3 separate regions of the Homo sapiens genome follow, and regions 1 and 3 are each linked to region 2. Evidence: chromatin loops called from intact Hi-C (ENCODE). Cell type or tissue: heart right ventricle. All regions are shown on one strand. Each heading gives the region's core, and the rest is flanking DNA. Links, peaks and the distances in the headings are about the cores only. Region 1 overlaps IQCN (IQ motif containing N). Region 2 holds the start of LRRC25 (leucine rich repeat containing 25). Region 3 overlaps PDE4C (phosphodiesterase 4C).

Region 1 (10,358 bases), core at 2,329-7,328, 130 kb before region 2:
CGTGCTCATTCTACTGGCTACAAAACCTCCTGCCGCACCACGACCAGCCCTGCTCTTCAGAGAGTCCTGCGGAATCACATCTCTCTGCTGGTAACTGGGTGGGACCATGGATGCCTCAGAAGGGTGCCAGCAGTCTATGTTTTTTGGAATAACCACACTGATCTGGGAGCTGCTGGGGTCCATGCTGTTCAGGGAAAGATTAGACTGAGTCACGGCCAGTCTGTTGGGCACTGAAGCCAGAGAGGGGCTGGGGGCCATCCCTGTGGTTCCAGAGGGATGTGTCAAAGGGCCACCTGCCTCTAAGACCTGGGATGCAAGGGAAGCCATGCCATTGGCCACCTGACATTGACTTTGGCCCATGCCAGTTGCTATGGTTCTCCAGGGGAGATTCCCAGCTAGGCCAGGAGATGTGGTCCCCTGAGACCCACTGGGGAACATAGCATCAGCCAAAGGCTCCTGGGGATGGCTTACAGCCACACCCCTGAACAGAGGCGTGATTCACTGGCCTACACAACAGGCCTCCTCATCAGCATGAGAGAGATTTGGTGTTGAAACACTAACCACAGAGGGTGGACACACATGCCTCCCACCAACCCTGGGTGGATGATGGAACCCAAGGGACACGTCGTTGAACTTGAAGTCCGGGGGGCTGGATACCATCTCACTAACCATCAGAGGTTCTTCACATAGGTTCACCCCAGTACCCAGGGATGGCTGGTTCAGACCCTGGTCCATATTTCCAGCCACAGAGGGATATGGTCCACCCAGGCTAACTGAAACAAACGCTGATGGGTGACACAGACACGGGGCTACTGAGTCCACCCTTGAACACTGCAGATTTGAATCCAGCCTAGAGCCCCAGCATGGCTCATTGAGGCCATGACATGTACCACTGACCACAGATGGCTGGGATCGGCTTGGGGCCAACCTAGTGTCCGGGGGTGACTGAGCCAGGCTTAGGGCTTCCGTGTGGGCCACAGATGGTGGGAATAGGCTGGGGGCTATAGCTGGCTCGGCTAGGCTGGAGGCTAGGGTACAGGATGAATTTGTCTTGCCTGGACTGGAGGCCACAGATGGTTGGGCTTGCCTTGGGGATACTGCAGTGGTCTGAGATGGGTGGGCTAGGCTGGAGCCCGCCCCACTGGCCACATATGGGTGAGCTAGACTTGGAGACAACCCATGGGGTCCTGATGGGTGGGCTAGGCTTGGGGACACACCAATGGCTTGAGATGGCTGGGCTGGGCTTAAGGACACCACACAGGTCATAGGTTGGTGGGCTAGCCTTGAAGACATCCCTGTGGCTTGAGACGGCTGGGCTAGGCTTGGGGATACACCACAGGCCATAGGTTGATGAGCTGGTCTTAAGGGCACTGCAGTGGTGGCCTGAGATAGCTGGGCAAGGCTTGGGGACACCTCACTGGGCATAGATCGATGAACCTGGCTTGGGGACACCATACAGGTCATAGATGCATGAGCTCTGCTAGGGGACATCCTGCTGGTTATAGATGCGTGAGCTTGGTTTGGGGACACCCTGGAGGCCACTGGTGGGTAATCTTGTCTAGGGGACATCCCACTGGCTTGAGATGGCTGGGCTAGGCTTGAGGAAACCCTACTGGCCACAGATTGGTGGGCTACACTTGGGGACACCCCAGTGGCCTGAGATGGCCAGGTCAAGCTTGGGGATTCCCCAGTGGACTGAGGAGGCTGGGCCAGGCTTGGAGACTCCCGAATGGCCATAGATGGGTGAGCTAGGGTTGGGGACACTCCAATGGTGTGAAATGGCATGGCTAGGCTTGGGGACACTCCAATGGTCTGAGATGGCATGGCTAGGCTTGGGGACACTCCAATAGTCTGAGATGACATGGCTAGGCTTGGGGACACTCTGATGGTCAGAGATGGCTGGGTCAGGCTTGGAGACTCCCCAGTGGGCTGAGATGGGTAGGCTGGGCTTGGGGACATCTCAGTGGGCTGAGATGGGTAGGCTGGGCTTGGGGACTCCCCAGTGACCACAGATGGGTCGCCTGGGCTTGGGGACACCTCAGTGGCCATAAATGGGTAGGCTGGGCTTGGGAACACCTCAGTGCGCTGATATGACTGGGCCAGGCTTGGAGACTCCCCAGTGACCACAGATGGGTAGGCTGAGCTTGGGGACACCTCAGTGGGCTGAGATGGCTGGGCAAGGCTAGGGGACTCCCCAGTGGCCACACATGGATAGTCTGGGCTTGGGGACACCTCAGTGGGCTGAAATGGGTAGCCTGGGCTTGGGGACACCTCAGTGGCCATAGATAGGTAGCCTGAGCTTGGGGACATCTCAGTAGGCTGAGATGAGTAGTCTGGGCTTGGGGACACTTCAGTGGCCACAGATAGGTAGCCTGAGCTTGGGGACACCTCAGTGAGCTGAGATGGGTAGCCTGGGCTTGGGGACACCTCAGTGGCCACAGATAGGTAGCCTGAGCTTGGGGATATCTCAGTGGGCTGATATGGGTAGGTTGGGCTTGGGGACACCTCAGTGGCCACAGATGGGTATTCTGGGCTTGGGGACATCTCAATGGCCATAGATAGGTAGCCTGGGTTTGGGGACACCTCAGTGGGCTGATATGAGTAGGCTGCACTTGGGGACACCTCAGTGAGCTGATATGGGTGGGCTGGGCTTGGAGATACCTCAGTGGGCTGAAATGGCTGTGCCAGGGTTGGGTACTCCCTAATGGCCTGAGATGGGTAGGTTGGACTTGGGGACACCTCAGTGGGCTGAAATGGCTGAGCCAGCATTGGGTACTCCCCAACAGACTGAGATGGGTAGTCTGGACTTGGAGACACCCCAAAGGCTTGAGATGGCTGGGCCAGATTTGAGGTTACCCCAGGGGCTTGAGATGGCTGGGCTAGGCTTGAGGGCTCCCCACTGTCCATAGATGGCTGGGCTAGGTTTTGGGACCCCCAGTTAGCCATTGATTGGTGACCTTGGTCTGAGGCCACTCTAAAGGTCCTTGATGGGTGTCCTCGGCTTGGGGACCTCCTAGTCACCACAGATGGCTGTGCTGGTCTTGGTGTCACTCTATTAGGCACAGAGGAGTGTGGTAGCCTTGGGGTCACCCAATTACCCATAGATGGGCAGGTTAGCCTTGGGGATACCTTACTGGATGCTATATGCTGGGATAGGCTTGGGGCCAGCCTACTGAACCCTGATGCCTGGCCTAGGTTTGGGGCTACCCTACTGGCCAGTGTAGCCTGGGACACAATTGGGGCCAAGCTCTTGGCCACAGATGGTGGCTTATATGCAGTGGAGACCACAGTACCTAAAGACAGAGTCCTCCTCAGCTCTGTCTTGACGGTTGCCTGGGACACCTCAATCAGATTCACAGAGCTCTTGCCTAAGGAGAACTTGTGGATCTCAGCCTCTGAGCCCCAGTGAACACGCAAGGTCAAGCAGTTAGACACTGAGCTGTGTTGGAAACTGGGCACTTTCTCCGAGGCTGGAGTGGGCCGGTAGGGGAAGTGTAGGGTCATGTACCTATAGCCGGTTTCAGTCTCTTGCGTATCCTTAAACCTCTGGAGTGTCCCCATGGACTCCGGAGGAAAAACAGACTTCACCGCAAGGTCCCCTTCTAAACTGCTTTCCCGTGACTCATCTATCTTGTTGACGGCAGGCAGGCTGGCCACAGACATAGTGGAAAGGCTGAGGGAACTAGAACTTTGCAGAGAGCTTTCGGAATTGTTCTCCTGACTGTAGGTCACAAAGCCCTGGGAGAAGCTCCTGGCCAGGTCACCGTCTCGATCCTGTGGCAAACCACCTACTGGCTCACCGAGGATGGATGGCTGGTGGTCTGTTGCTAGCTTCTGGGGGCAGAGCAGGGCAGACACAGAACCCTGTGTTCGATTCCTCCCCTGTCCACAGACAGATGTCTTGGGACGAACTTGAGCCAATGCACTGCCGGGGGAAGCTTGAAACAGACCATGAGTCTTGGATGCCTGAGTTTTGGTCACCATGGTGACCTGCAAGGGACTTGGGGCCCCCTTGTCTATCACCTCCCTAGTACCCGGGGGGGCCTGTTTGCGATTTGGGGGCTGATACCTCCTCCCCAGGCTCTCCCTGGAAGCCCTGGATGCCTGCTGCTGGCCTCTGGCCACTAAGGGTTGGTAGAGACCACGATGTACCCCTGAGGACTGACACCAAGGCAGGCCCCCACAGGTGAGGTAAGGCTGGTGAACATGGGCAGCCCTCCCACCACCCACGCTGCAAGGAAGCCTACCCGAGGCCACCCTGCCCTCCCTGGTCGATAGATAAGAGGCCACCCTGCTGACCACATGTGGCCTGTGGCAGCTCGGGGCTGTGCCATAGATCACAGAGGGCTGGTTCATGCTTGGGCCCACACAGTTGGCAATGAGAGGCTGCCACAGACTCGGGGGTGGCTGCATGTGGGACAGCTTGAGCAAACTGGGGCCCTCCCCACTCCCCTCGGGGTTAAAATCTGATGCCAATGTGCCAGGCTCCAGGGTCGGGCATGCTTCTTCCTTTTGGAACTTGGGGCTCAAATCCAGGTTTGAGGAGAAGTCCCTGCTGGACTCCATCATCTCCCGGGACAGCATGGGATACAGGCCAGTGATCAGGGGACCCTGGTGAATGCTGGTGATGACGCTACCCATCACCGAGGCTCCCACAGTGACCACAGATAAGCAGGGTGACCCCCACAAGATGGCCCCATCAATCCCCCATCTCCTCCAAGGGCCCGGCAGGTTGGCCCATGGTGAAACAACCCCAGATCCCAACCTGGGAATCCCTGACCTTGCTGGTCTGTGGTCTCACGGGGCCCAGGGAGGGCCCCCATGCGGCCGATGGACTCCTCCTGCAGGCCACCTTCACCAGGGCCGGCGTCTTAGTCACCCCGCTTCCTGTTGATTTCGAGGCGGCCTTGGGGAGGATGGTTCCAGTCCTCAGGGCCACCCGACACCAAGACTGGCTCAGGAGAGCACCCAGCTCACCCTGACACAGGGCCTGGCTCAGAGCCACCCACTCCTCCTCCGTCAAAGCCTTGCTAAGCACCTCGGCCAATTTACCCTGCATGACCTTGGTGAGTTCCGCCCGCAGCTCGCCCCGGGACAGGGCTCGGGACAGGGTCAGGCGCAGCTCACTCCAGGACAGCGCCTTCACCAGCGCCATGCTCAGCATGCTCTGGGGCAGGGCTTTGGTGACAGTGGCACCCAGGACCTCCTTGGACAGGGCCTGGTTCAGAGCTGCCCAGACTTCTCCCTGGGAGAGGGCTTTGGCCAACAGAGTGCGGAGATCCTCCTGGGATGCCAGCACACCAGCTACTTCAGCACACAAGGAGGCCAGCAGGGAGCCTACCGTGTCCTCCTGGCAGGGCACCGCCTGGCCGGGCATTGATGGCTGGGCACGTGTGGCTCCGTTGTCTCCCCAGGACTCAACGTTGCATGTGGAATGGCCGGTGGGTGCCATCGGCGGCACCAGCATACCCTGGACCTCACAGGCTGCCGGGCATGGTCCCCCCTGAGTGGTCTTCCCCGGCACGTGTCCGTGGGGCTGTGGCTGGGTCTGTCTGTCCTCTGGCTTGGCCCAGGGTGGGGCGCTGAGGCCACCGAGGCGCTGGCAGGCGTGGTTGGACACCTTGGACCCTGTTAGGAGCACCTGGGAGTGGGTGTTGCTGCTGAGATCAGCAGCCTGGTGCGCTGGGATGAGGCACGTGGTTATGTCTGTGATCGGCTGCCCCCGGGACTGCGTCTTGGTCAGACAGGTGGCTAGAGGCGCTTGGGACTGGACCTTCACGGCACCTGTGGCCAGATGTGTCTGGGAATGCATCTTGCTCAGACAGGTGTCCAGATGGGCCAGGGATGGGGTCTTGGTCAGCTCAGTGGGCAGATGTCCCTGAGATGAGGCCTTGGTCAGCGGGGCGGCCAGTGGTCTCTGGGACAGGCAGGGTGGATGTCTCTGGGATGAGGCATTGGTCAGTGGGGCAGCCAGCTGTCCCCGGGGCAGGGTGACAGCCATGTCTACAGGCACATACACGTGAGGTGGCTTGTCCCCTTCCTCAGCAACTTTTGTCCAGGATGGAGCCCCAGCCATTTCCACTGCCACACTGGTCTTAAATGCCATGTCTGTTTTCGCCTGTTTCTGGGTGCCAGTCTTGATTTTCTCGGCTTCCAAAGGAAGCTCAGCTGCAGCCCTGGGGACCCCAGTTCCCGGATGTGGTTGAGCCAGGCACCTGATCTTCCCCTCAGCCAAATAGGAGGGGGATGAGGCTTTCACCACCTTTGCAGCCTGCTTCACATTCACGGTGGCCTTGGCCTTGGGTGGGTTCTCATGGATGGAGCCTGAGGTGTTGGGAGTTCCGGCTGCTACCGCCACTTGGGGTGGAGCCTTGACATTTGCCACTGTTGGAGAGGCCAGACACAGAGTCTTGAGGATGGTGGCCACCGAGCGTAACTGGGCTGGGGTCTTGGTTATCATGGCTGGCAGGCGGGTCTGGGGTGAGGGCTTGGTCACCCCAACTGGGCTCCTCTGGGATGAAGTCTTGGACATTGTGGCTGACAGACATGTTTGCAATGGGTTTTTGGCTGGGGTGGTGACCGGGTGCATCTGGGGTGGGGTCTTTGCCATCGCAGGCCCCGGGCATACCTGGGGCAGGCTCTTCATGATGGAAGCCAGAAGGGAAACCTGAGGTCGGTTCTTTGCCGTGATGGTCGCAGGGCATGTCTGCCGTGGGGTGCCAGTTCTGGAGGCTGTGGGGTGTACCTGGATCTTGGTCATTGTGGGCATGGGGCATGTGTGAGGTGCAGTTTTGGTCACTGTGGGCCCCGGATACATCTGGGCTGGGGTCTTGATTATTGTTACTTTGGGAACTGGGCTAGTCTTGGGTGGGGTGGTGGTCATCGTGGACGCTGGATATGTCTGTGGCAGGGTCACGGAGACCACTGGATATGTCTGGAGTAGAGTCTTGGTGATCATGGGCCCTGGACATATCTGGAAGGGGGCTTTGGGGGTCTCTGCTTTCACAGGGCCCTGGGTTTGGGCTCTGGATGGTCTCGTAACTGCCTGGTCATACCTTCTGGACAATGGTGTCTCCGGAGCCCTGGCTTTGTTGGTCCGGGCACTTACACGTTTGGTCTTCACTGAGTCACCCTCTATGTGGACGAGGCAGGTGCTTCTGATGGTTCTGGTCAGCAGGCATGGCTGGCATTTTGCGTCCAGACTCACTGGGCAGGGAAATCTGATGGTGACCGTCTGGTGTGGCAGGAAGGCCAGCCCCCGGACTCTGGCAGCATGAGGACCCTGCACACAGGGCTCTGGGGTACCCTGAGCTGCTGGGGGCTGCAGGAGGGGGGACGACTGGGGTCTGCAGAGGACCAGATTGTCACAGGAAGGGAACTGGGTCTCCTTGTTCACCATGATGGGCGGGGACAGAAGGCGGTTCTCTTCCGGATGCTGGAAGCGCACCTGCTGTGGGGCGTGATAAGGTATGTCCCCCTCCTCCGCCCTCGTTTTCTTTACCAACGACTTGCTGGAGTGAAGGATGTGTCTCTTGTTGAAGCGCCGCCAGGCCTCCTGGATGGCCTTGGCCGCCATCATCTGGGAAATCAGCTTCTGCCGGAGCCAATAGCCCCTCCAGTTGGCTTGGATGAGCGTGGCTGCACGGGCGTGCATCATGTCCATCTCGTCTACCAGGATGTTCTTGAAGGCCTGGCTCTCGACCACAGCCCGGAGGCGTGGGACGCGGCGGGACGCCGTCTTGCCTTCGGCAGGCTGTTGCGGAAGATGCTCCTTGGACTTGAGGCCCTCGTGCTGGGGCTGTGGAGGCGCTTTCTCCATTTTGTCCAGGAGACTGGGGTGAGCGGGGGCTGGAGGATGCACCGCCCACTGGGTGACAACTGGCTCGTGAACTGTAGCTAGGCGGCCGGCTGCATTGCCTTGATTACCGGACAGGTCAGCTCTGCCTGTGGGGGCGGCAGGGGGTGGTCAGGGTGTAGCAGGTCCTGCAAACAAGAGGTCTCCTGGCTGGGGTGGACACTGGCCCCCCAGGCCCAGATCTTGTTCCTGGCACGTTGCGATCTTCCGCCTCCCTTTTTCCATCCCTCCCTCTCCCAAGTGGTCTTTGCCATCCTTATATCCACCTCTCATCACCCTACGGCCACTTCATCTTGGCACACAGTGTATGACACCTGAATGCCCGACCACTTACCTGCTTTTCTTTTTTCTTTTCTTTTTTTTTTTTTTTTTGAGACAGAGTTTTGCTCTTGTTGCCCAGGCTGGAGTGCAATGCTGTGATCTTGGCTCACCACAACCTCCGCCTCCTGGGTTCAAGCGATTCTCCTGCCTCAGCCTCCCGAGTAGCTGGGATTACAGGTGCACGCCACCATGCCTGGCTGGCTACTTTTCTGTATTTTTAGTAAAGACGGGGTTTCACCATGTTGGCCAGGCTGGTCTCGAACTCCCGACCTCGGGTGATCCACCTGACTCAGCCTCCCAAAGTGCTGGGATTACAGGTGTGAGCCACCGCGCCCGGCCTGCTTTTCAAACTTTATCTTGGATGTACCCTGGGTTTAGCACTGATCACAATGTTTTGGAAATTTCCTGTTTGCCTCTGTGTGTGTGTGTGTGTGTGTGTGTGTGTGTGTGTGTGTGTGTTTGAAAAAGAGAGAGAGAGAAGTGTGGTGGGGGAGATTATTTGCCTCTCCCCATTGATTGTGAATCCTAGAAGACAGAGTCATTTCTGTGTCCCCATCTCAGTCATAGAGCTTGGTTCCAAGCTGTGAATGGGTAGGTATTGGGTGGGGGGGGCATCTTGACTGATAAATGGTGAGTGGATTGGAAGTTGGATGGACAGATAGATACAGGACTAGATACTGAATGGATGAATCAGTCGATGAGTGAATGGTAGATGGGTTGGAAAGACAGATGAAGGTTTGGATGAATAGGTAAATAAAGCTGATGAATAAAGTGTTAAAGGCAAATTGGCCCGGCACGGTGGCTCATGTCTGTCATTCCAGCACTTTGGGAGGCCAAGGTGGGCAGATTGCTTGGGGTCAGGAGTTCGAGGCCAGCCGGGCCAACATGGTGAAACCCGTCTCTACTAAAAATACAGAAAAGTAGGCCAGGCACAGTGGCTCATGCCTGTAATCCCAGCACTTTGGGAGGCCGAGGTGAGCGGATCACAAGGTCAGGAGTTTGAGACCAGCCTGGCTAACGTGGTGAAACCCCATCTCTACTGAAAATACAAAAATTAGCTCGGCATGGTGGCTCGTGCCTGTAATCCCAGCTACTCAGGAGGCTGAGGCAGGAGAATTGTTTGAACCCGGTAGGCAGAGGTTGCAGTAAGCCGAGATCGCGCCACCTCACTCCAGCCTGGGTGACAGAGCAAGACTCTGTCTCAAAAAAAAAAAAAAAAAAAAGAGCCAGGTATGGTGGCATGAGCCTGTAGTCCCAGCTAGTCGGGAGGCTGAGGCAGGAGCATTGCTTGAACCCGGGAGGAGGAGGTTGCAGTGAGCCAAGATCACGCCATCACACTCCAGCCTGGGCAACAGAAGTGAAACTCCGTGTCAAATAAAAGGAAAGAAGGAAGGAAGCAAGGGAGGGAGGGAAATTAAAGAGAGCTGGAAAGACTGGTGAAGAGATAACCCAACAGGAGGTAGACTGATGGGTGGATGGGTGGGTGGGTGGATTAGGGGATGGGTAGGTAAATGGCATATGGAAGGATGGAAAGAAGGAAGAAAAAGTGGTGACTGTGGCTTTCAGAAGTAACTAGGATGCAGAGAGAGCTGGGACACTGTCAAGCCACCCTGATGCATAGCCTGGAGCACAGCACACTTGTTTGGCAGAAGCCCCTCTCTTCAGGTTGGACTAGCCAGACCCCTTGCCCATAGACCATCTTCTTACCTTGAAGGGTCATAGATTTGGAGGAGTAGCAGGAGAAGAAGGTGCAATCTCAGAAGCCAGCCTGCAAGAGGAGGCAGCCTTCAGCCTTTCATCCATGCAATATGCAGCAACACTGCCCTGGGCTGGCTCAAGACCAACACAAAAAGAAATGTTAAAAGCAAAAATGCTAAATTCTAAAATTTCTAAATTCTAAAAAAGCTAAATTCTAAAAAAAAAAAAAAATGTGCAAAGATGAGGAAATTTATTCCAGTGTTATTTTGTAGCTAGAAATCAAACAAAACAACTGGAAATAACCAAAACAGTGATTGGTAGAGGTTCTGCTACAAATGAATACAGAAGTATGTTCAAGGATGTTTAACACTGTATTGTTTAGCAGAGGAAAAACTGGAAGAAACCAAAATTATCAATGGAGACAGGCTTAAATTAATCATACAAGGGCATGATATCCAGGCATCAGAAATGGCGTCCAGGCTGA
Region 2 (10,358 bases), core at 3,450-8,449:
AGTGAGCTGAGACCGCAGCATTGCACTCCAGCCTGGGTGACAGAGTGACACTCAGTTTCAAAAACAAACAAACAAACAACAACAACAAAAAAAAACAGGGATGGGAGGTGGGGAGCAATTTGGGAGTCTCAGATGGAGACTTGGTCTTAGAACTCAGAAATCCCCACCTTGAGGAACCCACGCACCCTGAGCCAGCAGCCTCATCAGCCTCGAAGCATTTATTGAGCACTGCCTGTACATCCACAGGAGGGTGATGACAGGATTGGCACAGTGACCGTCCTGTCCCCTTGTTGGGGGTCTCTCCTCTTCCCCCTCTAGGAGCTGAGGGAGCTGAGGAGCGGCATGAGGGACAGGGAGGGGGCGGCAGAGCTTCCTGGGGCCTCAAGGACAATCCTTTCCTGTACCCATTCTTCAGATGGGGAAACTGAGGCCATGGAGGCGTTAGGACGCCCTGAGTCACCCAGCAGGGACTGAAGGGGTTCTGGGTGGAGGTTAGGACATCTTAGGCTCAGTGCCCGGGGATCACGTACTCCTCTTCATCCATTGGGGCCTGGCCCAGTGACTGCAGGTTACAGTAGACAGGCTGGGAAGCCAGGTCGATGTCCTTGTAGTTGATGTAAAAGTCATTGTCCTCTGAAGGGTGAGCCCTGGGGGGACAGACAGACCAGGGGTAAGTGTGGGAGGGGGAGGACTCAGGGGACAGGCACATGAGCTTTGAGAAAGTCCAGAGTGGGCCAGGTGCTCTGACTCACGCCTGTAATCCAGCACTTTGGGAGGCTGAGGTGGGTGGATCACCTGAGATCATGAGTTCAAGACCAGCCTGGACAACATGATGAAACCTCGTCTCTACTAAAAATACAAAAATTATCCAGGCATGGTGGCACAGGCCTGTAGTCCCAGCTACTCGGGAGTCTGAGGCAGGAGAATCACTTGAACCCAGGAGGTAGAGGTTGTAGTGAGCCGAGATCGTGCCATTGCACTTCAGCCTGGGAGACAGAGCAAGACTCTATCTCAGAAGGAAAAAAAAAAAGAAAGCTTCAGAGTGGCTCAGTCCACCCCGAATATTTACATATGGGGAAACTGGCACGGGCTAGCGTTCTGACTCCTAGCCAACCCCACCTCTCTCTGAGGAGGCTGCGGGAGGGCAGTGATTTAGGGAAGGTTCTGTGGGTGTAACGCTGCGGTCTGAGGACCCTGAACCCTTTTTCCTTCCTTAAAAATGAGATAGCGGCCAGGCGCGGTGACTCATGCCTGTAATCCCAGCACTTTGGGAGGCCAAGGCAGAAGGTCTGCTTGAGGCCAGGAGTTTGAGACCATCCTGAGCAACAGGGTGAGACCCCATCTCTACAAAAAATTAAAAAATTATTCAGGCGTGGTGACGTGTGCCTGGAGTCCCATCTCCTCGGGAGGCTGAGGTGGGAGGACCGCTTGAGCCCAGGAGGTCGAGCCTACAGTGAGCCGTTATCACACCACTGCACTGCAGCCTGGATGACAGAGGGAGACCCCGTCTCAAAAAAAACAGAAATTGAGGTAGCTGTTCATTATTACATTAAAATCTAAATTTTTGTTTCCTCTTGAAAAATCGGAAGCTCTGGCCACGTCAGTCACATGCACACAAGTGGCTGCACCCACACTCTGTGCTCCTTCCGATGGGAAATGTTTTCACCACTGAAGCAACTGACTTTGTGGCCCTCATATATAAAAGCAAGTCTCTGAGCCTCAGTTTCTGCATCTATAGAATTGGTCAAGGAGCAGGTAGCTACTTAGGAATATTTGTTATGGTCAGCAAGACCTCCAGAGAATTTTCCTGCCTCCTGAACATTCTAATTCCAACCCAGCTCCTCTTGTAAAAAGGGCCACTGGGCCAGGTGCGGTGGCTCACGCCTATAATCCCAGCACTTTGAGAGGCCAAGGTGGGCAGATCACCTGAGGTCAGGAGTTCAAGACCAGCCTGGCCAACATGGCAAAACCCCGTCTCTACTAAAATTAGCCGGGTGTGATGGTGGGCGCCTGTAATCCCAGCTACTCGGGAGGCTGAGGCAGGAGGCAGGAGAATCACTTGAACCCGGGAGGTGAAGGTTGCAGTGAGCCGAGATCATGCCATTGCACTCTAGCCTGGGCGACAGAGCGGGAAAAAAAAAAAGGCAAAAGGGCTACTTTGTGTTAACAGCATCTATCAGTCAATTATACTCTAGTACGAATTGCCCACCAACCCCTAAGTGGTTGTAGGGGGACGAACAGGTCTGGGACGCAGGGTTTGTGTCCTGCCTTTTTTGACTGGCTATGTGACCTTGGACAAGTCATTTCCCTGCCTCCCAGAGCCTCCATGTCTGTAACTGTAAGATGCAGGGTGGAAATGACACAGTCAATTCTAAACACAGTGTTTCTGGAGGCCAGTACATAAAGGAGGCTGATCCGGAAGCCTCGGGGACAGGGAGGCCAAGATGAACATCAGAGCACAAGCTGCTTTTGCGAGTCCAGTGTCTTCAACACCCTGCCTCAGACCATTTCTGCTTTTGAGCCATGTTGACATCTGCTTTGCATATTTTCTCCTTTCTCACCAACAGCCTTCCGATAGCCTCCCCACCTCCTGGCACGGACTCTGCTGCCCAAACACAGCCATGGCCGCGGCCCCTTCCTGCTTGGCCCTCCCTGTTCCCCTCAGGCCTCAGCTTTCAAGTCATCCCTTCTCAAAAACCATTCACAGCAAATTCTCTGTTCTTTCCCACCTCTGGGTCTCTGCCCCTGAGGGTCCCACCCCTTGAAATTCCCTCCATTCCCTTTTCCAACCTAGAAAAGCTTTTCTTTTCTTTTTTTCTTTCTTTCTTTCTTTTTTTTTTTTTTTGAGACGGAGTCTCGCTCTGTCGCCCAGGCTGGGGTGCAGTGGTGCGATCTGGGCTCACTGCAACCTCCACCTCCTGGGTTCAAGTGATTCTTCTTGCCTCAGCCTCCCAAGTAGCTGGGATTACAGGCACCCACGACCATGCCCGGCTAATTTTTGTATTTTTAGTAGAGACAGGGTTTCACCATATTGGCCAGGCTGGTCTCGAACTCCTGACCTCGTGATCCTCCTGCCTTGGCCTCCCAAAGTGTTGGGATTACAGGCATGAGCCACCGTGCCCGGCCTAATTTTTGTATTTTTTAGTAGAAACAGGGTTCCACCATGTTGGTCAGGCTGGTCTTGAGGTCCTGACCACAGGTGATCTGACCTCGCCTTGGCCTCGAAAAGTGCTGGGATTATAGGCATGAGCCACCGCACCCCACACCAACCTAGAAAAGTTCAACTCATTTGTCTAAGCCCAGCAAAATCATCCAGAAGCCGGTGGCGGTGGCTCACACCCATAATGCCAGCACTTTGGGAGGCTAAGACATGAGGATCACTTGAGGCCAAGAGTTTGAGACCAGCCTGAGAAATATAGCAAGACCCCCGTCTCTATGAAAAATACAAAAATTAGTTGGGTGCGGCGGCATGTGCCTGTGGTCCCAACTACTCTGGAGACTGAGGCAGGAGGATCACTTGAGGCCAGGAGCTTGAGGCTGCAGTGATCTGTGATGGTGCCACTGCACTCCAGCCAGGGCGACAGAATGACACTGTCTCAAAAAAAAATGTCGGCTGGGCGCGGTGGCTCACACCTGTAATCCCAGCACTTAAGGAGGCTGAGGTGGGCGGATCACGAGGTCAGGAGATCGAGACCATCCTGGCTAACACGGTGAAACCCCGTCTCTACTAAAAATACAAAAAATTAGCCTGGCGTGGTGGCGGGCGCCTGTAGTCCCAGCTACTCGGGAGGCTGAGGCAGGAGAATGGCATGAACCCGGGAGGCGGAGCTGGCAGTGAGCCGAGATCGTGTCACTACACTCTAGCCTGGATGACAGGGCCAGACTCCATCTCAAAAAAAAAAAAAAAAAAATCATCTAGTGGTGATGGGACTTTGTAGGGCACCTCTTTAGTATCTCATGTGTGTCATGGGGAAATGGGGGGCTGTCCCCACTCTATGGAGACAGAAATGGAGGTTCAGAGACAGCCTTGGGTCACATGGGACCTGGGCCTATGCTGCTGACCGCCACCGCGGAGCCCCAACTCCGCTCAAGCAGTTGCCTCCTGTCTCCCCATCCTTGGCCGCCAGAAACTGGGTTTACAGGTCATAAGGGGGGGAAGTTTGTCCCATATATGGGAACTCACTTAATTCTTACCCCAACACACTATGATGGGGGCTGTAATTCTCCCTCATTTTACTTTATTTTATTGATTTTATTTTTGAGATGGAGTCTCACTCTGTCACCCAGGCTGGAGTGCAATGGCATGAACTTGGCTCACTGCAACCTCTGACTCCCAGGTTCAAGAGATTCTCTTGCCTCAGCCTCCTCAGTAGCTGGAACCACAGGCGCCCGCCACCACACCTGGCTAATTTTTGTATTTTTAGTACAGACTGGGTTTCACCGTGTTGGCCAGGCTGGTCTCAAACTCCTGACTTCAAGTGATCCGCCTGCCTTGGCCTCCCAAAGTGCTAGGATTACAGGTGTGAGCCACCATGTCCAGTCCTCTCCCCATTTTATAGGTGAGGAGACTGAGGCTCAGAGAAGTAAAGCTACTCACCTAAGATCCCACAGCCTTCAAGCGGCAGAGCTGGGATTTGAACCTCGGCCATCTGGGTGTGGAGCCTTATTATTCACCACTTTGGCAGGTGTCTCAGTGGCTTACTTACCCTTGTTCATCCCACTGGTGCTCGGCTGCTGGCTGGCCCACAAACATGTTCTCATAGTCGGGAGTGGAGGGGCAGGATGGCACGGCCACTTGGGGCTTGGGGGCGCTCCGGCTGCCGTACCGTGGCTGCAAGCCTAAACCGGGCTTGGGCCCATCCTGAGCAGCCCAGGGTTTGTTCAGCTCCCGGCTTCTGGCCACTCGGCATCGCCAGAGTCTCCAGGCCAGCACAGGGCCAGCGATGGCAAGTCCAAGAAGCAGGCACCCGCTGACCACCACTGCCCCGATAGTTGCAGAGGCCAGGCCAGGGGCGCAGCTGACCTCCAGGAAGGCAGAGAGGTTGTGCTGGGAGCTGGTTGTGTCCCAGCAGAGCAGAGGCTTCTGGCCAGAGCAGTTGTCTCGGCGGATGTCGTGCCAGGACTCCAGGGCACAGTTGCAGTCGGCCTGCAGGTCAAGGTCACAGCGGGCGGCCAGCGCCCCATCCACACGAGACAAGGGGTTGCGTAGCACGTTCAGGACCTCAAGCTTCTGCAGGTGGGCAAAGAAGGTCACTGGAAGCTCTCGCAGGCCGTTCCCAGACAGGTCAAGGAGAATCACGTTGCTGGCCCGCAGAGACTGGTTGTGAGGCAGGCTCAGGCTGAGGCCACTGAAATTCAGGCACGTGGCACTGAACTCCGCGTTCCAGTCCACATCCGCGGAGGACACGGTGCACGACGGTTCTAGGCTGTCTGACTCCCGCAGCAGCAGCGGCAACAGCAGCGTCCATGCCAGGGTGCCCCCCATTCAAGCAACCTACGTAGAGACACCGGAATCCTAGCCCTGACCTCAGCCCTGTGGTCGCCCTCGCCTCCACCGCCAGTGTTTATTATTATAGCTCAGACCAGCTCAAGCCGCTTCTGAAATGGTAAAACGCAGCCCCAGTCTGGTCGCCTCCTTTGGCTGGTGGGCTGCCTCAGTCTCCCCTTCTGGGGAATGGGTAGATAACCCCAGTGCTTAGCGGGCTTGGAAGGCGAGGAGGAGATCCGGGCCAGTTAACCCCTTCTTCTATGTCCTGAACATTTGGGGCGCCCTCGTTGGCCAGGACGGGACCCTATGCAAATAAGCGGTTGCCTTGGAAACGGCCCCGCCCCCTGATCACGCTCCCGGTATCTCCCAGAACGGCGGGTCGCTGGGAAGTCCTGGGATAGGGTGGAGTGGGGGCTGCTGAAAGGGTCCTCCCAGGTCTGGTTTGCAGTCCCTGCACAGGTGCAAGTTCTAGAGCCTCAGTCCTACCTTTTGGGTCCCACTGCCACGCTTTTGCCTCTGCGATGCTGGAAAAGCGACGGCGCCCAGAGGCTGCGTCCTGGCCCACCTGGACACGGGGGCCGCAGCGGCCACGGCCAGCACCGTCCGCAGCGCTGCTGGGGTCGCTGGCGTTCCTCTGGCTCTGCACCCAGCGACTCAGGGGGAAGAGGAACTGGTGTCTGGGTGGAGTGCAGAGGGGAAGAATGAAGACAGAGATCCGCCCCCTTGCAGGGCCTCAAGGTTCTCACCAGAGGTGGATGGAGGGCAAGAGGGAGGGGTGGACCAGAGTCCCGCTTCCCTCTTGCTAGAACCCAGTGACTTCATGTCCTCTATTAGCACCCCAACCGACTGCCACCTCATCAACTCGCTTCTTGATCTCAGCTTGGCTGGTTCCCAGCTCATGCAGTCATTTATTCATTCAACAAGCATCACCCACGCTGGGCCCCCAAGAGGCCTCAGCCCTGACCAGGTCCTCAAGGAGCTATCTTAAGAGAGGACAGAGCTGGACATAGACACTCCTAGTCCCATGCAGTTAAGGAAGGTCCAGAGGGAAAGACAGGGTCCTGGAAGGCTTCCTGGAGGAGGAGGCATTACAGTTGGGGCTTCAACGCATGAGTAGGAGTTCACTAAGATTCCCCAAACCTATCATTGGCTCTCCAAGCTCCTCCAAGCCTCTCCCACTGAGTTCTTGCACAGTGGCACCTCTATGCTGGAGGGGACAGTGAGGAGGGCTCCCAGCAGCTTGGGAAAATGTAGCTGGCTGGGATAGCATGGTTAGGAGTGGAGAGGATAGAAGGAATTGGTGGTGGGGGAAGAGGTCCATGTGGAGCCAAGGCAGGTGCGTGGGCAGAGGGGCACTGGCTCAAGAAGTCCCTCTGGAGTGAGCCTGGTGTCTGGGGTGGGCAACTTGGGGAGGAGGCTGAGGTCCCAGAAGCAGATGGGGGCCTGAGGCAGACTGGAGGGGTAGTAGTGACAAAAATGATACTGAGGAGGGGTGGGCTGGGAGAAGGCCTCACCTGAACCTGGTGTCAGGTGGACCAGGTACAACCTATGCCAGCCCGACTCACTGTGCCACCTTAACTGCGTGTGACACCATGTCCACAGCTGTCAAATGCACAGAGGCTTCTCCGGGATCTGGGAGGCTGGGAGTCCACTCCCCCACGTTTTCCCCTCTTTTCGGCCTCTGTCCTTCACATCGCCAAACTCCAAGAAATGGTCAAAGGCTTTGAACGGAGACCTTGAAGAAAAAGCGGGAAACTGCTTTTCAACATGTCCAGAGATGCTCATTCTTGCCAGGTGCAGTGGCTTACACCTGTAATCCCAACACTTTGGGAGGCTGAAGTGAGCAGATCGCTTGAGCCCAGGAGTTCGAGACCAGCCTGGCCATCATGGTGAAACCCCGTCTCTACTTTAAAAAATACAAAAATTAGCCAGGTGTGGTGGTATGTGCCTGTAGTCCCAGCTACTCAGGAGGCTGAGGCAGGAGAATTGTTTGAACCCAGGAGGTGGAGGCTGCAGTGAGCCAAGATCACTCCACTGCATTCCAGCCTGGGCAACAGAGTGAGACCTGTCTCAAAAAAAAAAAAAAGTTCACACTTAATAAGAAAACTGCAAATCACAAACTGTTTGTCTTCACCAATCAAATTGGCAAAAATCCAACAATGCAATGACATTCTGTGCCAGCCAGGCTGTGGGGTGCGTCCATGGTGTAGCACTGGTGGAGGGCACCCTGGCACAGGCCACCGGAATGATAAACTCATGTGCCTGCTGACACAGCAAGTCCACTTCTGGGAATCCCTGCCTGAATATTTGCATGTTTACAGTGTGAACTGACTAACGAATAAAAAAATGTGGCTCAGCCTGGACGTGGTGGCTCATGCCTGTAATCCCAGCACTTTGGGGGACCAAGGTGGGCGGATCACGAGGTCAGGAGTACCAGACCAGCCTGGCCAACATGGTGAAACCCCGTCTCCACTAAAAATACAAAAATTAGCTGGGCATGGTGGCACGTGCCTGTAATCCCAGCTACTAGGGAGGCTGAGGCAGGAGAATCGCTTGAACCCAGGAGGCAGAGGTTGCAGTGAGCTGAGATCATGCCACTGCACTCCAGTTTGGGCGTTAGAGCGAGACTCCATCTCAATAATAATAATAATAATAATAATAATAATAATTTAAAAATTAGCTGGGCATGGTGGCTTCAGCCTGTAGTCCCAGCTACTTCAGAGGCTGAGGTGGGAGGATCCCTTGAGCCCAGAAGGTTGTGACTGCAGTGAGCCGTGATTGTGCCACTCCACTCCAGCCTATGCAGCAGAGCAAGACCCTATCTCTAAAAAATAATTTAAAATAAATGGCTGGGCCGGCCGCGGTGGCTCATGCCTGTAATCCCAGCACTTTGGGAGGCTGAGGTGGGCGGATCACCTGAGGTCCAGAGTTTGAGACTAGCCTGACCAACGTGGAGAAACTCCATCTCTACTAAATACACAAAATTAGCCGGGTGTGGTGGCGCATGCCTGTAATCCCAGCTACTTGGGAGGCTGAGGCAGGAGAATCACTTGAGCCTGGGAGGTAGAGTTTGCAGTTGAGCCGAGATCACGGCACTGCACTCCAGCCTGGGCAACAAGAGCAAAACTCCATCTCAAAATAATAATAATAAATAAATAAATTGGCTAAAATGTTCAATTTTATGTTGTGTGTATGTTGCAGGTTTGTTTTTTTGAGAAGGCAAAGTCAGGCGTGGTGGCTCACACCTGTAATCCCAGCACTTTGGGAGGCTGAGGTGGGCGGATCACAAGGTCAGGAGACTGAGACAATCCTGGCCAACGCTGTGAAACCCTGTCTCTACCAAAAATACAAAAAATTAGCTGGGCGTGGTGGCATGTACCTGTAATCCCAGCTACTCGGGAGGCTGAGGCAGGAAAATCACTTGAACCAGGGAGTTGGAGGTTGCAGTAAGCCTAGATCGCGCCACAGCACTCCAGCCTGGTGACAGAGCGAGACTTCATATAAAAAAAAAAAAGAGAGAGAGAGAGAAGGCAAAAAGATGCTCCAGGCTCAAAGTGATTCATTGCAGCATTGTTTGTTACATGAAAAAAAATAAAATGGGCCGGGCACAGTGAGTCATGCCTGTAATCCCAGCACTTTGGGAGGTCAAGATAGGAGGATCGCTTGAGCCCAGGAGTTCAAGACTAGCCTGGGCAATATGGTGAAACCCCATGTCTACCAAAAAAAAAAATTTTTATATATATATATAGATAGATATACACACACACAAAAATTAGCTGGGAGTGGTGGCACATCCTTACAGTTCCAGCTACTCGGGAACCTAAGGCAGGAGGATCGCTTGAGTCTGGAAGGCAGAGGTTGAAGTGAGCTGAAATCGTGCCACTGCACTCCAGCCTGGGGTGACAGAGTGCAGAGTGATCCTCTGCCTCAAGAAGAAGGAAAAAAAAAAAAAGGAAATAACTTAAAGGATTGGTTACATTAGTAACAGTTCAGTTCATCCATCCTAGCATGCCACAAAGTTCTGAAAATGAAATTATAAATCTCTATGAACCTATAAGGAAAGACTCATTCATTTCCTCTGTAAGCCTTTATGAAGTTCCTGTTGTATACCAGGTACTATGAACCACAGACACAGCAGTGAATAAAACAGACAAAAATCCCAGCCCCCCCTCCCCCCACCTCTCACTGTAGTTGGGGAAACAGACAACAGGCAGAATCCATCGGGAAAATATATCAAGTGCAGGTGGTGGGAATGCTGCAAAGAAAAATAAGGGCAGGAAATGAGATGGGAAACTTTTATTTATTTATTTATTTATTTATTTATTTATTTATTTATTTGAAACGGAGTTTTGCTCTTGTTGCCCAGGCTGGAGTGCAGTGATGCGATCTCGGCTCACTGCAACCTCCACCTCCCGGGTTCAAGCGATTCTCCTGCCTCAGCCTCCCAAGTAGCTGGGATTACAGGCGCATGGGACCATGCCCAGTTAACTTTTTGTATTTTTAGTAGAGACGGGGTTTCACCATGTTGGCCAGGCTGGTCCCGAATTCCTGACCTCAGGTGATCCACCCTCCTCAGCCTCCCAGAGTGTTGGGATTACAGGCGTGAGCCACTGAGCCTGGCCGCAGAAGCAACTTTTCAATGGGATGATCAAGGAACCCCTTAGGGAGTAAGGAGGAAGGGATGTGGGGAACAGCATCCAGGAGTGGGAACAGCATGTGCAAAGGCCCTGTGGTGGGAGCAGCCCTGGGTAGAGAGCAGATGTCTCCAAATGTTTGTTCAGGCTGCTATAACAAATATGCCGTAAACTGGGGTAGCTTATGAACAACAGTTCCGGAAGCTGGGAAGTCCAAGATCAAGGCACCAGCAGAT
Region 3 (9,357 bases), core at 4,358-9,357, 190 kb before region 2:
TTGCCTGTACTCCCAGCTACTTGGGAAGCTGAGGCGGGAGGATTGCTTGAGCCCACGAGTTCAAATCCAGCCTGGGCAACAGAGTGAGACTCTGTCTCTTAAAACTAACAAGGCCAGGTGGGGTGGCTCATGCCTGTAATCTTAGCACTTTGAGAGGCTGAGGTGGGAGGATCGCTTGAGCCCAGGAGTTCAAGACCAGCCTGGGCAGACATAGCCCGACCCTGTCTCTACAAAAAAGAAAAAAATCAGCAGGCGTGGTGGTAGAAGCCCGTGGTCCTAGCTACTCAGGAGGCTCAGGTGGAAGAATGGTTTGAGCCTGGGAAGTCGAGGCTGCAGAGAGCCGTGATCACGTAACTGCATTCCAGCCTAGGGGACAGAGCAAGACCACCCTGTCTCAAAAAACAAACAAAAAAAGAGAATGGGGACCAAGATCCAGCTGAAACCTCATACATGGAAGAACTTGAAGATGGGGAAACTGAGGGACCAGGATTAGGTGCTTATGGGAGAACACAGGTGCTGTTTCTGCCCCGGTACACAGTGGGCACCTTACTGATAAATGCCCAGTGTGTAAGTGAATGACTCCAGTCAGGAAAGAGATAGACGAGGTTGGGGCTGCTTTTCCAAGTACGGGAATCCAACCGAGCCGGGCGGGAGCCCTCCAGCTGGGACCCACCCAGATCTGCAGCTTGATCCTCTTGTCGTTGCGATAGATGGTCTTGACCTTGAAGTCGATGCCCACGGTGCTGACGAAGGCAGGCGTGAACGAGTCGTCAGCATAGCGGAAGAGGAAGGACGTCTTGCCCACGCTGCTGTTGCCGATGATGAGAATCTTGAACATGTAGTCGAAGTTCTGATCCGAGGACTCCTTCTGCCCATAGCGCGAGTCTGTGGCGGATGCCATCTGGGGATACCGGGTGTAGCAGAGCCGTGAGGGGGGCTCTCTCCATCCTCATGTGCCCAAGCCCAGGCAGAAGATGGCAAGGGCTCCAGAAAACGGCCGGTGTATGGAGGACACCCTTATCCCATCAGGAGCCCCAGTATTAATTGGTGGTGCCCCCAGCAGAGGGCAGCCTGTGACCTTGAAATCCTGGGCGTTTCAGAGGAGGGGCTCAGAGGGTTGCCGATGGGGACACCCCAGCAGCCCCCTTCAAGGGGCAGGTGCCCCAGGTGGGGCTGTAACCCTAAACCCAGGGCTGAGCCCGGAGGGGGTGACTGCGGCTGGCTCCGCCCCCCATCAATCTTTCATGGTCCTCAGAACCCGGCCGCGCGGCCCCACGTGCACCGCGTGCATGGTCCCTCGAGGACGCGCATCTGCAGCCCCCGCTCCCCGCAAACCTCCAGGCCGGAGAGCTCCGGCCAAGGCCGCTGCATCACATGATACAGGAGGGGCATGCACACGCTCACGTGCACACAGCCTCAAACACGCTCATCCGTACATACAGGAGTGTGTGAACGCACTGAGGTGCACAGGACAAAGACACAGACACCTGTTTGCACACCGACTCGCCTATAGAAATGTGCAAACCACCCGTGCGCACAGGCCCCTCCACCCATGCAGGCGTGTGCACATCACCCACACGGACACGGATCCCCGTGCTTGTATGCACGGGCCATACCTGCACAGGCGGTCCACACGTCTTTCTCCACGCGCGTGCAACGCTCACACACTTAGGCCCAGACCCCCACGGCGTCACACGAGCATATCCAGGTACACAAGCAAGGGTGCACACAGACCCGCTGACACAGGCAGGCGCGCACACGCGTGTGCACACCACGCGCACGCGCACGCAAAAGCCTCCCGCGCGCACAGCTTCCCGCAAGGAGCTCGGCTCCCCTCCCCCTCCGCCGCAGAGCAGGGGGGTTGGGGGGGTTAGTGGTGAGGATCAGGCAGGAGTGGGGCGCCCGGGCCCTACCCATTCCCAGCCTCGCGACCGCCGCATCCTTCCCCCCATTCAACCCTAGTCAACCTCGTCCCCCACCTCCATCAGCCCATCAGTCAAATGAAGGTTATGCAGGTGCTCGGAGCCTGAGCACACCCGGCCGCCCAGGAGCTCACCTTGCCCTGCACCGATGCAACGGCGACCCTAGCGGCGGTGACTTTTTTGGCGGTGGCGGTGACAGGACCCCGGTGCGTTGATGTGGGGCTGCGCGGCGGCGGCGGCAGCAGCGGCTCAGGCCCCTGCAGTCCTCCGTGACGTCCTGCAAAGGGAGGGGCGGAGCCTCACATGTAGATAAGTCCGTGACGCCATCCGGAGGCGGAGCCGCGCGTAGAGATGTGGCCCATTGACGCACGCAGAGCCAGATGGGGCAGGGCTCCTGAGCAGATTGACGTGCAAATGGGGCGGGGCCTAGCGTGTGCATCCAGTAGGGGCGGGAGCGGCGCGGGGGCCGACTCCGCCTCTCGTCCGCCTCCTGTCCGCCTCGGGGAGGCGGGGCCCCTCAGCGTTCTCTCACTGGCTTAAGCTCTCGAGCGACGGGCGAAGTAGCCAATCAGAGATTGTCTACGCCCTCCTCTTGTCCAATGGTGGCATCTGGGAGATTGAAGGGCCGAGAGGCTGAGGCCTTGGCTGAGCCCCGGTCTTCGAGGGGCGGTTCCCTTACCCGCCCGCACCCACCCCAGGTAGGGGACTCTTGAGGCCACCGTCTAGTCCAAGGTGCTGTGACCCCTGTTAAATGCCCCTGACTCCCAATTGCAGAAAAGAAAAATCGAGGCCCAAGAGATGTTTTATACCCTCACATATATGGGGTTCAAAATAAATACCAAAGAATAAACAGGAGTCAAGAGGGACCCCTGTCCCATTCCCGAGGCGTAAGACCCCCCCACTGAGGGAGGGGCTAGTAAAGACTCCACCCCTCCCCCGTTTCTGAGGTTTGAAAAGAAAGAAGTAGAGGTCAAGAGAGCCTCCCCTCCCCACCATTCCCAGAAAAGGAGGAAGGGGCTGATGGACTCTCTGGGAACCCCCTCCCCTCCCTGCGCCCCGTCATCAAGAAGAAAATTCGAAGAAAAGGTTTAGCAGGGACAGAGAAGCGACCTGTCCCGGAAACCCCTTAAAGCCTGCGGTAAATGCCCCGGGAAACAGGGAGGGCACGAGCCGAAGCCTCCAGCTCTTCAAAGCTCGGATTCAAAGACCCGGGGGCTGGGAGACCCCCTCCCTCCATCCTGGGAAAGCAAAACTCAGAGGATGGAGCCTTTTGGGAGCTAAGATGGTCCATCTTTTATTCCTCCAAATCTTTAGGGAAGGAAGTCAGAATTTGGGGAGGGAGGAGGAGCCCGAAACCCCAGCCCCCACTTTGGGTCTCCTGCTCCCCCTACTCCAGCTTTCAAACCCTCCAGGGGTGTGTGGCCCCCAGGAGAGTCCTGATCCCCTAGATTCTCCCCCCACCCCTCCCAGTAGGCGGGGCTGGAGCGTGTGTGTGTGGCGGGGGGTGACTCGTCCTGTTTATAAAAAGCTCGCCAGCTGCGGAGGCGCCGAGAGACCAGAATAACTTAGCGCCTCGAGGCCCAGCCGCCGCCAACCCAGTCCCCAGCCCGCCCCCAGTGCCCTGGGAGTACTGGGACGCCCACCCCCACGTCCCCGCACCGTTTACATTTGGGAAATTTATTTTTTCTTTTTAGGGTAACATGTTTGCTCCCTCCTCCCCCACTCGGACTATAGAAGTATCACCAATCCACTGCAGAGAAATTGGGAAAATTCAGAAAAACAAAAAATAAAAAGAAATCCACCTCCCATTCTCCCTGCCCTCCGCGCCCACGCGGTAGTCCGTGCTCTGTGGGGGGCTCCAGGGCAGCTGGTCCAGGCCCTGGCCTGCCGCCTCCTTGGAGGGGAGGTTTTTCGGTTGCTCAGCTCCCTGATCGCCCAAAGGCACGCTTCCTACATGGGTGGCTCTCTCGGAAATACCTCCTGCCTTTTTTCCCCAGGAAGAGAAAAGTGAGCCACGAGAATGTGCGGAAGCTTCCGTCACTGACTTAGTATTTTAAAGTAAAAATAGCCGGGTGCGGAGGCTTACGCCTGTAATCCCACCACTTTGGGAGACCAAGGCGGGAGGATCGCTTGAGCCCAGGAATTGGAAACCAGCCTGAGTAACATAGGGAGGCCCCATCTCTACAAAAAATTTAAAAATTAGCTGGATGTGGTGTCGCGTGCTTGTGGACCCAAATACTCCCGAGGCTGAAGTAGGAGGATCACTTGAGCTCAGGAGGTCGAGGCTGTAGGAAACCGTATCGCGCCACTACACTCCAGCCTGGACGACAGAGTGAGACGCTGTCTCAAAAAATTAATTACTTAATTTAAATTTAAAAAGAATGCAAGCCCTTGATTGTCCAGAGCAGCATTGGGCTCTGGAATTAGAAATGGTTGAGCTGGGGGAGGGGCTGCGGGATTGGGGTATTTTCTTTGTGTCAGGGGAGACAGAGCTGGTGGGAGAACGGGCTAGGCTTCCAGGCCGGTCCCACTCAGAGGAAAGTCCAGAGGCTTCCCTGCATCCCTACCCTATCGTCTACACTAGACAAATAAAAATAAAAATGTGGCCAGGTGCGGTGGTTTATGCCTGTAATACCAGCACTTTGGGAGGCCGAGTCAGGAGGATCACTCCTTGACCTTGAGGTCAGGAGTTCGAGACCAGCCTGGCCAACATGGTGAAACCCCATCTCTGCTAAAAATACAAAAATTAGCCCGGTGTGGTGGTGCCTGTCCCAGGAGGCTGCTCAGGAGGCCCAGGCATGAGAATCGCATGAACCAGGGAGGCGGAGGTTGCAGTGAGCTGAGATCACCGGCACCACTGCACGCCAGCCTAGGTGCTAGAGGGAGACTCTGTCTCAAGAAAAAAAAAAAAAAGTATCCCAGATACGGGTCCAGGGACGACTTCTCGGGGAAGAAGACACTAACTTAAAACCCAGTGTGGGGGCCAGGTGTGGTGGCTCATGCCTGTAATCCCAGCACTTTGGGAGGCCGAGGTGGGTGGATCACCTGAGGTCAGAAGTTCAAGACCAGCGTGGTCAACATGGTGAAACCCCATTTCTACTAAATATTAGCCGGGCATGGTGGCGGTCGCCTGTAATCCCTGCTACTTGGGAGGCTGAGGCAGGAGAATCGCTTGAACCCGGGAGGCAGAGGTTGCAGTGAGCCAAGATCACGCCATTGTCCTCCAGCCTGGGCAACAAGAGCGAAACTTTGTCTAAAACAAAAATAAAAACAAAAATCTAATGGGTGAGGCTGGGGGCTGAGAGAGAAGCATTCCAGGTAGTGGGAACAGCTTGTTTGAAGGCCCTGTGGTGGGACCAGGCTTGCAGTGTGGCCAGAGCAGATGCAGTCAGTAAGAGGAGAGGGACAAATGCCTTTGGCTCAAACTGAAGGAGAACATATGAATATTCATTTATAAGAAATATGAATATTCTAGGGCTGGGTGCAGTGGCTCATGCCTGTAATCCCAGCACTTTGGGAGGCCGAGGCAGGCGGATCATGAGGTCAGGAGTTCAAGACCAGCCTGGCCAACATGGTGAAAACCCAGTCTCTACTAAAAATACAAAAATTAGCTGGGCATGGTGGTGGGCACCTGTAATCCCAGCTACTCAGGAGACTGAGGCAGGAGAATCGTTTGAACCCAGGAGGCGGAGGTTGCAGTTAGCCAAGATCACACCATTGCACTCCCGCCTGGGCGACAAGGCGAGACGCAAAGAAAGAAAGAAAGAGAAAGGGAAAAGGAAAGAAAAGAAAGACAGAGAAAGAAAGAAAAGAAAAGAAAGAAAAAAATATGAATTTTTTTTTTTTTTTTGAGACAGTCTCGCTCTGTCACCCAGGCTAGAGTGCAGTGGCTCGATCTTGGCTCACTGCAAGCTCCGCCTCCCGGGTTCAGGCCATTCTCCTGCCTCAGCCTCCCGAGTAGCTGGGACTACAGGCGCCTGCAACCACGCCCGGCTAATTTTTTGTATTTTTAGTAGAGACGGGGTTTCACTGTTAGCCAGGACGGTCTCGATCTCCTGACCTCGTGATCCGCCCGCCTCGGCCTCCCAAAGTGCTGGGATTACAGGCGTGAGCCACCGCGCCCAGCCAAAAATATGAATATCTTATAACAGATGGAGAAAAACTAGAGGGAAATAAGTCAAAATACTGCAGATAATCCATGGGTGGAGATACAGCAGAATTTTATTTCCTTCTTTATACATTTCCATTATTTCCAAATTTTTTACAGCGAACATGGTATTACTTTGTAAGCGGACTGGGGGGAAAAATCTTGAAAAAAAAATTCCCTAAATATCTTCTTTTTAAAAGTCTGGAAGGAAATGCACCAAGTTCGTGAACCCGGATGACTTTTAGTTCTGGCACTGTGGAATTTTATCATTAACTGTGATGATGATGAATTCTGAGTGGTTATAATATTTATGAACGAAGCCAGCTGCTCTGGAAGCCGAGGGCGGCTGTGATGACGCCTGTATCTTGTATAAATATTCAGGCACGCGAAGAGGGAGGCAGAGGGGAGGGATGGATACTGAGGCTTCCGGAGGCGGGGATCGAACCCTAGGCTTGAGCATGGTGCTGCCCAGTCCGCTCGGAGGCCCGACCAGCAGGACGAGCTCTTCCCGGCGAGGTGCGGTAAGTGGGACCATCAGGGCTGGAGGATGCCACCCCTCCGACCCACCCCCCAACCCCCGACAAGCGCGCCCCGCCGTGTCTCCCACGCCCGCCACCAGGGGGTGCCGCTGGCTAACATTGGGCGCCCAGATGCTTGACTTTGAGCTGGCAAGAGGACCTCTCTGCGCCTCAGTTTCCTCATCAGTGAAATGGCCAGGACACTCAATTTGGTCAATCGAATGTCTTAAGATGTAAAGATTTTATTTAACCCCAGATAAATGCTCAGTACCCCAAATGTCTAAGATATTTCAGGGAGGTCACAGACAACAACCCCCCACACCTCGTCGGAGTTTATCCAAGTACTAGGATCAGGTTACAGAGGGGAAACTGAGGCCCAGAAGAGGCTATGATGGCAAGAAAGCCTCAGGGGCCTCCCTCCCTCTAGGGGGAGTCTGAGGCAGTTTCAGGAATCAGGAGACTTAGAGACCTGCTAGAGAGGGAAAATTGTGTGTTTTTGTTGCTGTCCTAGGGAAGGAGGAACACGTAGGGGACCCAGTATGGAGTTCTGCGGACAGAGAAAGCAGGGGGCTCCTACATCCAGAGACACCAAAGACAGAAAATAAAGCGACTTAAAGCAACAACTGGTGCATAGGTTCAATCAGTCTTCAGAGACATGCCGGGCACAGAGCCCCCTCTTTTTATTGTTGTTGTCGTTGCCCAGGCTGGAGTGCAGTGGCGCGACCTCGGCTCACCACAACCTCCACCTCCCGGGTTCAAGCGATTCTCCTGCCTCAGCCTCTCAAGTAGCTGGGATTACAGGCACCTGCCACCATGCCTGGCTAATTTTTTTTTTTTCTTTTTGAGACGGAGTCTTGCTCTGTCACCCAGGCTGGAGTGCAATGGCACGATCTCGGCTCACTGCAAGCCCCGCCTCCCGGATTCAAGCGATTCTCCTGCCTCAGCCTCCCGAGTAGCTGGGATTCAGGCACCCAACACCATGCCCAGCTAATTTGTGTATTTTTAGTAGAGATGGGGTTTCACCGTGTTGGCCAGGCTGGTCTTGAACTCCTGACCTCGTGATCCACCCGCCTCGGCCTCCCAAAGTTCTGGGATTACAGGTGTGAGCCGCCGCACCCAGCCTCTAATTTTTTGTATTTTTAGTAGAGACAGGGTTTCACTATGTTGGCCAGGCTGATTTTGAACTCCTGATCTCAGGCGATCCACCCCCACTCAGCCTCCCAAAGTGCTAGGATTACAGGCGTGAGCCACCTGGCCCGGCTTTTTTTTTTTTCTTTTCTTTTTTGAGACAGTGTCTTGCTCTGTCGCCCAGGCTGGAGTGCAGTGGCATGATGTCGGCTCACTGCAACCTCCACCTCCTGAATTCAAGTGATTCTCCTGCCTCAGCCTCCCCAGTAGCTGGGATTACAGGCACCCGCCACCATGCCCAGCCAATTTTTGTATTTTTAGTAGAGATGGGGTTTCACCATGTTGGCCAGGCTGGTCTCGAACTCCTAACCTCAGGTGATCCACCTGCCTCAGCCTCCCAAAGTGCTGGGATTATAGGCATGGGCCACTGTGCTCGGCCTCAGAGCCCCGTCTCTTTCCTTTCCTTCTCTTTTCTTTTTATTTTTAGACAGGATCTTGCTGTGTTGCCCAGGCTGGAGTGCAGTGATGCAGTCATAGCTCTCTTCAGCCTCCAACTCCTGGGCTCAAGCGATCCCCTTTGTCTCAACCTTCTGAGTAGCTGGGATTCTCAGGTGCACACCACCATGCCTGGCTAATTTTTTTTTTCAGAGATGGTGGGGGTCTTGCTATGTTGCCCAGGCTGGTCTCAAACTCCTGAGCTTAAGCAGTCCTCCCACCTCAGCCTCCCAAAGTACCGGGATTACAGGCATAAGCCACTATGCCTTGCCCAGCCCTTCTTTTCTGCTCCTCTTCCTGCCCCCTACCGTAGTTTCAGAAACAAAACTGGGTATGAGTGAAGCTTTGGTGCTGAAAATTTTCCCCACTCACATTTCCATGCTCTTGCAGAGAGCCGCTTGGTAGAGGAAGACAGGGAGATGCCTTTGGGATGGTCTCCTGACTCCCCACCCTTTGTGCAGGGCTACTACAGAGGCAGAAAGCTGGCACGAAGTAGATGAGCAATAAATATTTGATAAAGAAGGAAATAATTAAGTGACAGATGTGACTCAAGAGTGACCACTGGAGAGGGTGGACTAGAGGCTCCAGCAGACAGCACCTCTCCTCACAGGGATAGAAGCCCAGGAGAAAGACACCAGGGCATCGTAAGAGGCTGCCCCTTAGAGAGCTCTTTTAGGCAAGTCTAGGGTCAGAGTGGACCCCAGCCAGGTGCCTCCAATTAGACCCTGGGAGCCACCTATAACTAAGAGCTTGATTGTCTCCCTAAATGGGTGGGAAAGTGAAGCAGGAGCCACATGGAGCCTCTTCCTGGAAAGTCTGCCTGCCAAGAGCCAAAGGGCTTTACCATCCATTGCCCCTGCAGTTCACGCAGGGCTGGCCCTAAGTCCTCTGGTTGTCGAGGGGTAAGTCCCCAGGGTCTGGGCCGGCTTCAGGGGACAGGAGTTCAGTGTCAGGCAACTCCAAGGCCTCTTTGGCTAAAGCTGTCTCTTCCCCCTCCTCTTCTTCCTCCTCATCCTCTTCCTCTGCCTCCTCCAGAGTCAGTTCAAACTGGAATCTGTCAGGCCCGTCCCGCTCGGGGTTGGTGAGGTCTGAGGGACTTCGGGGGATCTTGCTCTGGTACCACTCTCGATTGTCCTCCAGCGTGTCC

Evidence for each region. Hi-C counts contacts between places; a loop is a spot of excess contacts. Peaks named below come from ENCODE experiments on the same cell type or tissue, not always from the same donor. Only the 100,000 strongest peaks of a DNase experiment are listed, where the experiment ranks them.
Region 1: it touches region 2 in a loop (2.5-fold over the local background); 21 of 110 quality-filtered maps call a loop at or near these places.
Region 3: a loop joins it to region 2, with 2.3 times the contacts of the local background. A loop is called at or near these places in 6 of 110 quality-filtered maps.

What each region holds. Positions count from the first base shown.
Region 1 is chr19:18,259,583-18,269,940 of GRCh38, forward strand. IQCN (IQ motif containing N) reads right to left here. Exons shown (of 4, transcript NM_001145304.2): 2 at 9,884-10,005; 3 at 4,781-7,944. The coding sequence starts at 9,896. Among named protein-coding and RNA genes, the nearest start is that of CIST1, 9.4 kb to the left of the region's middle. In heart right ventricle, for the core only: no CTCF peak of the experiment used is centred there; no DNase peak of the experiment used is centred there.
Region 2 is chr19:18,391,479-18,401,836 of GRCh38, forward strand. LRRC25 (leucine rich repeat containing 25) reads right to left here and starts at 6,144. Exons shown (of 2, transcript NM_145256.3): 1 at 4,707-6,144; 2 at 1-647. The coding sequence starts at 5,485. The coding sequence ends at 509. In heart right ventricle, for the core only: no CTCF peak of the experiment used is centred there; DNase peaks (open chromatin) are centred at 6,227 and 7,717; H3K4me3 peaks cover 1,219 bases; H3K27me3 peaks cover 1,106 bases.
Region 3 is chr19:18,201,840-18,211,196 of GRCh38, forward strand. PDE4C (phosphodiesterase 4C) reads right to left here. Exons shown (of 15, transcript NM_001098818.4): 15 at 6,126-9,357. The coding sequence ends at 9,090. RAB3A (RAB3A, member RAS oncogene family) reads right to left here and starts at 2,203. Exons shown (of 5, transcript NM_002866.5): 1 at 2,057-2,203; 2 at 674-901. The coding sequence starts at 901. LOC102725254 (a long non-coding RNA gene) reads left to right here and starts at 2,891. Exons shown (of 2, transcript NR_134910.1): 1 at 2,891-3,060; 2 at 3,617-3,724. RefSeq lists enhancers at 1,445-2,227, 2,260-2,554, 2,740-2,839 and silencers at 2,220-2,609, 3,495-3,554. In heart right ventricle, for the core only: a CTCF peak has its summit at 6,699 (motif pointing right); a DNase peak (open chromatin) is centred at 6,475; H3K4me3 peaks cover 11 bases; H3K27ac peaks cover 361 bases; H3K27me3 peaks cover 1,115 bases.